Regions from separate parts of the Homo sapiens genome. Here regions 1 and 3 are each linked to region 2. Evidence: chromatin contacts called from ENCODE Hi-C or POLR2A ChIA-PET data. All regions are on one chromosome and are shown on one strand. The core of a region is the stretch at or near the end of the contact, and the rest is flanking DNA. Distances in the headings are between cores, read along the strand shown.

Evidence for each region. Hi-C counts contacts between places; a loop is a spot of excess contacts on that map. ChIA-PET counts read pairs that join two places held with the same protein, here RNA polymerase II (POLR2A).
Region 1: POLR2A ChIA-PET joins it to region 2 with 11 read pairs in common myeloid progenitor, CD34-positive. The contact joins the promoter of COL8A2 here to the enhancer-like site in region 2. POLR2A ChIA-PET finds 5 or more read pairs at or near these places in 4 of 52 experiments (OCI-LY7, WTC11, activated T-cell and 1 more).
Region 3: a map of CD4-positive, alpha-beta T cell shows a loop between it and region 2 (2.1-fold over the local background). The contact joins the promoter of TEKT2 here to the enhancer-like site in region 2. A Hi-C loop is called at or near these places in 1 of 168 maps with a recorded cell type or tissue (CD4-positive, alpha-beta T cell). POLR2A ChIA-PET finds 5 or more read pairs at or near these places in 3 of 52 experiments (A673, WTC11 and common myeloid progenitor, CD34-positive).

The regions. Positions count from the first base shown.
Region 1 is chr1:36,123,907-36,126,638 of GRCh38, forward strand. COL8A2 (collagen type VIII alpha 2 chain) reads right to left here and starts at 1,316. Exons shown (of 4, transcript NM_005202.4): 1 at 1,151-1,316.
Region 2 is chr1:36,007,238-36,009,937 of GRCh38, forward strand. It overlaps AGO3 (argonaute RISC catalytic component 3), which reads left to right. Exons shown (of 19, transcript NM_024852.4): 7 at 1,453-1,540; 8 at 1,660-1,807; 9 at 2,238-2,357. LOC105378647 (a long non-coding RNA gene) reads right to left here. Exons shown (of 3, transcript XR_001737972.2): 3 at 2,142-2,634. Among named protein-coding and RNA genes, the nearest start is that of TEKT2, 76 kb to the right of the region's middle. RefSeq lists an enhancer at 1,240-1,741. Within about 2 kb of position 1,439, at least 5 of the 41 ENCODE cell types and tissues checked have a DNase peak (open chromatin) inside an H3K27ac peak, as active enhancers do.
Region 3 is chr1:36,082,749-36,085,448 of GRCh38, forward strand. It overlaps TEKT2 (tektin 2), which reads left to right and starts at 1,346. Exons shown (of 10, transcript NM_014466.3): 1 at 1,346-1,401; 2 at 2,122-2,329; 3 at 2,415-2,540. The coding sequence starts at 2,174. RefSeq lists an enhancer at 1,916-2,700.

The sequences.
Region 1 (2,732 bases), core at 66-2,565, 120 kb after region 2:
TCCAGAGATCACCAACTCCTGCCCTGCGGCCCCCTCTGCTTGGGGCAGTAAGGATCAGTCGATCTTAGCTCAGTCCCCAGAGAGGAACCCCAGGCTGCCTGACCCTCCAGCCATCCAGCTCCACGGCCCCCAGATTTTTCAAATGCCCAGTACAGCTGCTGGGAGGCTGTCCTTGCCAAGGGGACTCTGCTAAGAGGAGTGGATGAGCCCCTGCTGCCAGCCTGAGCAAGAGGTACTGATAGCAGACAGGAGGGATGATTTCTGGTTGCTCCGGCACCCCTAAGGAGGTCAGCCGCACGTCTGTGTCAGGAACCCAGCATGGTCTCACACAGGCACACACACGTGCGTGCACACATACAACCAGCAAAGTTTTCCCCGTGGCAATAGCGTTCCTGGGCCCTCTGGCTGAATAGCATTTCTCTACCTGGAGGATTTCCGGGGCTAGGGTGGCTCCAGACCCAGGGCAGAGACACTGGGAGGTTGTTCTGGGGCCCTGGGACCCCAGTCCCTCTTGGCCAGGCAGCGGCCCCTCACCCCCTGCAAGTCTCAGTCTGGAGCTGGGGGGATGCTGAGCCCCTGACAGGAACATTCCTGGGAACTTGTCTTCAGTTTGGGGCGAGGGGACTGACAGGGCACCTAGAATAGGAGGAACCTGGGGGCTAAGGCAGAAAAACCTTATAACTGGAAGGTCTCCAGCAAATCAGCAATGGCAGAGAGATGGGGGCAGGAGTGAGAGCGGGGGGATGCTAAGGCCCCTCACTCCCTCCTCTCTCCTCCACTACCCTGTGAAGGCGGCTTTTTTATCCCCACTTTACAGGTGGGACGGGAGATCGGGAGGTGGTGACGCGCCCAGAGCCACATCGTCGGGGGTTGCACCCGGCACTGTCTTATGCTGGAGCCCTCGCTTCTGGGAGAGGAAGGGAGGAGGGGGCTTTACTGGGATCCTGCCGGGGAGGGAACGGGGCACAGGGAACGGGATGGGCTCCCCCATTCTAAGGCGACCCCCTGGCCCGAGTCCCCCACCGCGTCCCCACCCCGGAGTCCGAGGCGCCGGCCCTGCTATCCCGCATGGTGTTGGGGGAAGCCCAGCCCAGGTCTTGCCCTCGGAGCCCCCCAGCCCGAGCCCCGGTGCCCGCCTCCTGGCCTTTACCTGCGGGCGCGGCCGCCGGGCGCCGCTCCCGGCCCTCGAGGGCGGCCCGGGCGGCGAGGGCTCCGGGCAGGGGCGTCCGCGGCTGGGCGGGCGGCGTTGGGGTCCGGGGTCCGCGCCGGCGGGGTTCCGCGTCGCTCTGCCGGCCGCCCCTCGCGGCTGCCGGAGTGGGCGGGCGGCAGGAGGGGCGCGTCGGGGCGGGGCCTCCGCCCTCCTCTTTCCACAGCCACGGCCAAGGCCCGCGCCCCGCCCGGCCCAGCGCGCCCAGCGCGGACTCGGACGGCTGCCTCCCTCCCCGACACCCACGCCGAGCCCCCTCCACACACGCGCTCCCGGGCGGCCCGCCCCCATCCCTCCCCGTCCACCTGACCCGCGGCTCGGCCGCCGGGGAGTCCGCGCAGCCCCTGCCCTCGAGGGGCCACCTGCCTGTGGGGACGGACGCGGCTGCTGAGAAGGACGGCCAGGCGTGGTCCTGCAGGGAAGGGGCAGCTCGGGCTGGTGGCCCCCAGTGAGGAGTCCCCAGAAGGCTGCCTGCAGACGTGACCTCGGTAGGCTGAGCCCGGAGGACTCACAGGGGCCAGTCGTGACCCGCACATTCAGGCTTTAGGGCATTGAGCCGGGGTCACAGAGGCAGGCGGGAGCAGGCCAGACCTCGTCCCTCGGAAATGGGGAGTCACGGAAGGCTCTGGAGCAGGGCAGTCACGTGGTCAGATGTGTGCTTTGGAAAGAGCCTCCCGAAGCTGTGTGGAGGAAGATAGAGGCAGGCCACCGAGGAGGCTGCGGGAATACCCTGGCATGGTCCCATGAGGTGCACAGTGAGGGGGAAGGAAAGGGAGGGCCCAGTGTGAGGGGAGTGAGGAGGCGAACTAGGCAGAGTTTGGGCGAGGGGCCTAGGAAGAAGCAGTGTCAAGGACAGTGCGCAGGCTTTGGGCTAGGCCTGGGGGCGGCAGGGTCTAGGAGAAGAAGGAGGACGGATGTAATGAATTGGATGAGCCTGTGGGACTTCCATGGATCCGGAAGGGAGGTGAGAGTTCTGGGATAGCGAGGAGGAATCCACGGTTTGCAGATGGCGACTGATGCCATAGAATAAGGAGCGGGCCCAGGGAGGCGGGCAGGGCGCGGGCAGGACACTCATCAGCATTCACGGGGCTGCCCAGGGAGAGGGGTCGGCAAAGGAGACTGAGAAGATGGCAGGGACCGGGAGAGCAGTGTCCCAGAAGGCAAAGGCAGAGTGCTTCTAGAAGGCCAGGGAGGCCCACGGGATGGGCTGTCACAGAAGGACATTCTTAGGGACAGCAATTAAGGGTTGGAGGTTGGGGTGGGGGTAGGGGCAGTAGCCAGGCAGCAGGGGAGAAAGGAGGAGGCAGCAAGTGCAGAGGGAAGGGGAGATGAGGTCAGGAAAGGATTTTGGGGTGTGTGTGTGTGTGTGTCTGTGTGCGTGTGTGCATGTAGGTGAGTGTGGGTGTCTGTGTGTGCATGTAGGTGGGTGTGGGCGTGTGTGTGCGTGCATGTGTGTGTGCGCGTGCCTGTGTGTGTACGTGTAGGTGGGTGTGTGTGTGTGTGTGTGCATGTGTGTGTGTGTGCG
Region 2 (2,700 bases), core at 189-2,688:
CAGGGAACTAAAAGTTGTTCTCCATCTACCCCATTTTGGACTTTATCCCTTGGAGTCTAGGCCAAACTTTAGAAAGGAGTTGCTTATCTGTGACCTCTGTGTACCTGTTAACTCTTCTCTAGGCTAAGACTGCACTAACCACATGTAGCTACTTAAATTTAAATTAATTAAAATAAAGGCCGGGCGTGGTGGCTCACGCCTGTAATCTCAACACTTTGGGAGGCCAAGGTGGGTGGTTCACCTGAGGTCTGGAGTTCAAGACCAGCCTGGCCAACATGGCGAAACCCCATCTCTACTAAAAATATAAAAATTAACTGGGCATAGTGGCGGGTACTGTAATCCCAGCTACTTGGGAGGCTGAGGCAGGAGAATCACATTAACCCTGGAGACAGAGGTTGCAGTGAGCCAAGATTGCATCATTGCACTCTGACCTGGGCAACAAGAGCAAAAAACTAAAAAAAAAAAACCTAAATAAAATTAAATTTTCAGTTTCTTAGGTACACCAGCTACATTTCTTATGCTTAGTAACATGTTATTAGTGATTACCATATTAGCATAAATGTAGAACATTCCATCACCTCAAGAAAATTCTCTTTGACAGCACTGCTTCAGAAAATTCATCTCGAAGAACTTCAGCCAACAGCTTAAAGCCCATTTCTTCACATTCTAGAGCAGGCCTGGGATCCTTGAACCCCTAGAGTCCACAGATGGACGGCAGGGATCCAAGAACTCCTAAAATCATGTGCTAAATTATGTATATGTGCATTTTGCTGAGAGTTTATTGCTTACATCAGATTCTCAAAGGGATCTTGACTCCATAAGAGGGTAGGGATCACCTACTTTAGGAATTATTTTGGTTACATTTGATTTTTAATAGTATTGGAAAAGAGCTGTGTCACTATATTATACCTCTATAAAAGTGTCACTTTGCTTCTGTTAAAAATGCCTGGAATTTTTTTCTCCTGCTTTATAAATCTTTAAAGGACTTCTTTCTTGAGCTTTACAAAATTCTGATCTTCAAGCAGTATGTGATGACTGGGCTAGGTAAATATCACATAATTTGAAATTATGGAATACCTTGAGAATTATTGGATCTCCTCTTTCATTCCTCCTTCCCTCTCCCAGCATAAATACCTGAATTTATTATAAACAGGATTTTTTATTAATGGAAGATTTTGGCCCTTGATCTATGGGCTTTGCAAATTTTATGATTTTATTTTTTAATGTGTAGAGCTTGATGGGGTAAGGAAAAATTTTGCCATTAGGTCTGTCATGACTGTGACCATTATTAGCAATGTTATATGTAAAATCTGGTGTTTATATCATCTTGCCTGTATCACAGAATTTTTTGTCTGTTCAGAATTGAGTTTTTATGGTAATGAACAGGCTTTATAAGTATAAATATTTTACATGTGACAGTTCTGTAACCTCCATTTTTCTTGTTGGGAACAGGTTTGAAGGTTGAAGTGACTCATTGTGGAACAATGAGACGGAAATACCGTGTTTGTAATGTAACAAGGAGGCCTGCCAGTCATCAAACGTAAGAAAAGTTTGTCAGAGCAGCGATGGTGTGAGGCAGCTTGCTCTAGTTAGTGGGGTTGGGAGTTTTTCTGGCTCATAATGGGCAAGAATTGTTCATGTGTACTTTTTTTTCCTCAGCTTTCCTTTACAGTTAGAAAACGGCCAAACTGTGGAGAGAACAGTAGCGCAGTATTTCAGAGAAAAGTATACTCTTCAGCTGAAGTACCCGCACCTTCCCTGTCTGCAAGTCGGGCAGGAACAGAAACACACCTACCTGCCACTAGAAGTAATGCCTTCACACTGCTAATTAATACCCTGTTGTTCATGATTCTTTTGGGGTCTTTTATGGCCGATAACTTACCTCATACAGAACATTTATTTTGGAATATGAACTGTTTTTAAGTTTTAATTTATTCTAAATTTTCTGTAATGAAATAACACGAAACAAGTTCATCCATAATCCTACCACTCTAATGTAACCACTGTTAACATTTTGGTATACTATACTTCTTTCAGTCTTCATCTGGTGTACATTTTACTTAATTATACTTAATTACTGTAGAGCTGTCTTGTTTACTACTTTTTTACTTAACATATTGAAAATAAGTGGTTTAATGAAGTTGATTTTAAATTTTTATTTACATGTAATTGGCACTAAGTAAGAGCTAAAAAAAAAAGATATATACATGTAGTACAAAACTTTTTTCCATTTGTAGGTCTGTAATATTGTGGCAGGGCAACGATGTATCAAGAAGCTAACAGACAATCAGACTTCCACTATGATCAAGGCAACAGCAAGATCTGCACCAGATAGACAAGAGGAAATTAGCAGATTGGTTAGTACTTAACCTTAGAAATGAGAATTTAAAACATATTAGGGTGAACTGTAATACTAGAGAACCATGTCCTTATCAACCCATACCTTATGACCATTTCATGGACTGTCAGAATTAAAAGCAATCATGGAAGTAATCTAATGTTCTTGATACAAGCCTTGGTGGGCTATATGAGAAGGGTTAGGTCCTTCTCATTTAACCCTGAGCTTTTTAAGTAGATCCAGGGAACAGATCCTCTCAGAAGAAATGTTTCCATTTAGTAAACTGGAACCTCCACCTAAAAGAGGTGGGAAATAGGAGGAAAAGTCAAAGAATTATGACTAGCAATACTAAAATTCTTTTT
Region 3 (2,700 bases), core at 96-2,595, 75 kb after region 2:
CGTGTGCCACCAGAGCATTGCTTCTCATACCCCAGTTACCTCTCTCAGGGTTGTGCCCTCTCCAAACATGATTATCATCCCTTTATCATTCCTTGTATGACCTTCAAGATGGGCAAAGTTGTTGGGCAAGACAGAATAGAAGAAATGTTGTAAACAACATTAACTATCCATCCATTGCTGGAGGGGACCTGCTGGGGAGTGCACCTGATTTTAATTTTAATTAATTAATCTATTTTTTGAGATGGAGTCTCACTCTGTCACCCAGGCTGGAGTGCAGTGGCACCACCTCAGCTCACTGCAACCTCTGCCTCCAGGCTCAAGTGATTCTCCTGCCTTAGCCTCCCAAGTAGCTGGGATTACAGGCACCTGCCACCACACCTGGCTAATTTTTGTGTTTTTAGTAGAAACAGCGTTTTACCACGTTGGCCAGGCTGGTCTCCAACTCTTGACCTCAGGTGATCCACCTGCCTCAGCCTCCCAAAGTGTTGGTATTACAGGCGTGAGCCACCTTGCCTGGCCAAATTTTGTATTTTTTGTAGAGATGGGGTTTCGCCATGTTGCCCAGGCTGGTCTCCAACTCCTGGACTCAAGCGATCCACCTGGTCTCGGCCTCCCAGAGTGCTGGGATCTCAGGCCTGAGTCGCTGCGCCCAGCCTACTTTTTCTATGTACTGTTCGTTTGCTGGCAACTACTATGTTTCTGAGGCTGACCTCGAAATCCTAGCCTCAAGCGCTCCTCCCGCCTGGGTCTCTGGAGTAGCTGGGATTACAAGCGTGAGCCACTGCACTTGGTTTCGTATTTTCTATCATGTCTATGCATACCTTTATCAAAATAAAATTGTTTAGGCCGGGGCAGTGACACATCTGTAATCCCAGCATTTTGGGAGGTTGTGATGGGTGGATCGCCTGAGGCCAGGAGTTTGAGACCAGCCCGGGCAAAATGGTGAAACCCTGTCTCTACTAAAAATTTTTTTTTTAATTTAGCCAGGTGTGGTGGCACGCGCCTGTGGTCCCAGCTAACTCGGGAGGCTGAAGTGGGAGAATCGCTTCAGTCGGGGAGGTTCAGGCTGCAGTGAGCCGAGACTGAGCCACAGCACTCCAGCCTGGGCGACAGAGCGAGATCCTGTCTGAAAAGACAACAAATGTTCATTTAATTTGTAAATCAAGTGAAAGCGCTGCCCTGATGCCCCCCACCTCTCCCAGGCTCGGCCGGCCGCCCCTCGCCTACCCTAAAGGCCTCCGGGGACGCCGCCCGACGCCGCCGCGGTTGCCAAGCGAAGCGCCCAGGCCGCGTTGGCCGCGGGGGGTTGGGGGGGTAGGGGAGGGGTGGTTGCCTAGCAACCGGTGGTGCCAAACACTGGAGCTCAGAGCGGGGGGCGCGGAGAGCGAAGCGGGAAAGGAGGTAAGGGAGCTAGGGAAGCGGGGGCGCCCCCTTCCTCCGCGCTGGACCGGGGTACTGATCTAAACCAAAGGCGATCATCCTGCGGAGGGGAAGAAAGGGGTTTGACGGGGAACCGGACTGACCCCAGCTCTTCCCACGGGGCTCTCCCTGTCCGGCCTTCCCCTCCAACAGTAGGCGAGGGCGGAGGGGCGGGAGGGCGTGGCGGCTACCAGACGGGGAGGGGGCCGCCCCGGGGGCCGCCCCCCAGCTCCCCAGTGCCAACAGGCACGCGTCCCTGGAGACAGAACAGGGCTCCTGCCCTTAGATCCCCCACGGGGACTGGCCCGCAGCCTGGGGAAGAAAGGAAAGGAAGATCAACAAGGCATGGTTGGCTGGGGGCAGGTGTGGAAAATGCATTAAGGGCAATTTTTTTCTGCCATCCGCCTACCCCCCAGGCATTTGGCACTTCACACACACTTCGAGGCTTCCGGGACTCCATTATTCCTTTTTACCTGCTCCAGGACCTGCAAGGTCCAGGGGTTTGTGTCCGCCTGGGGACGGGAGGGAGGGAAACTTAGTTAATACCTCACACAAAGTTGAGTAAAGCAAGGGCTGTCTCCAAGCAGGCTTCCAGCAGGACAGGGCTCAGAGCAAAATGGACAGGAACAAGTCCTGCGCAGGGGGCGTGTGATCCAGGAGGTCTCCGGAAAGGTCTCCCGCAGCAGTGTTTTCCCTCTGCAGGTGGTGTCTGTGAACAGGCCTAGGGGTTTCTGACCCTTCTGGTTTCTGTGCCATGGCCACGCTGAGCGTCAAGCCAAGTCGGCGCTTCCAGCTGCCCGACTGGCACACTAACAGCTACCTGCTATCCACCAATGCCCAGCTGCAGCGAGATGCTTCCCATCAGATCCGCCAGGAGGCCCGGGTGCTCCGCAACGAGACCAACAACCAGGTTGGGGATGGGAACTCAGCTGGGTGGGCAAAGGGATAGCCCCCAACCCCTTGACACCCTCTCTATCTGGCTCTGTCTCTCTCAGACCATTTGGGATGAACATGACAACAGGACTCGACTGGTGGAGAGGATTGATACTGTCAACCGGTGGAAGGAGATGCTGGACAAGTGTCTGACAGATTTAGATGCCGAGATCGATGCCCTGACACAGGCAGGGATCCAGGACTGGGTGCCCGGGGGCTGCTGCCGAAACCTCCCCTCCTTCCCCACAGCTAGGTTGAGAAGCCCTTGATGGGGGGTCATGAGTGGCATGTCCATCCGAGTCACTGGCCCCCTGCTAAAGTGGGGACAAGCGCTACTTCCCCATGGAT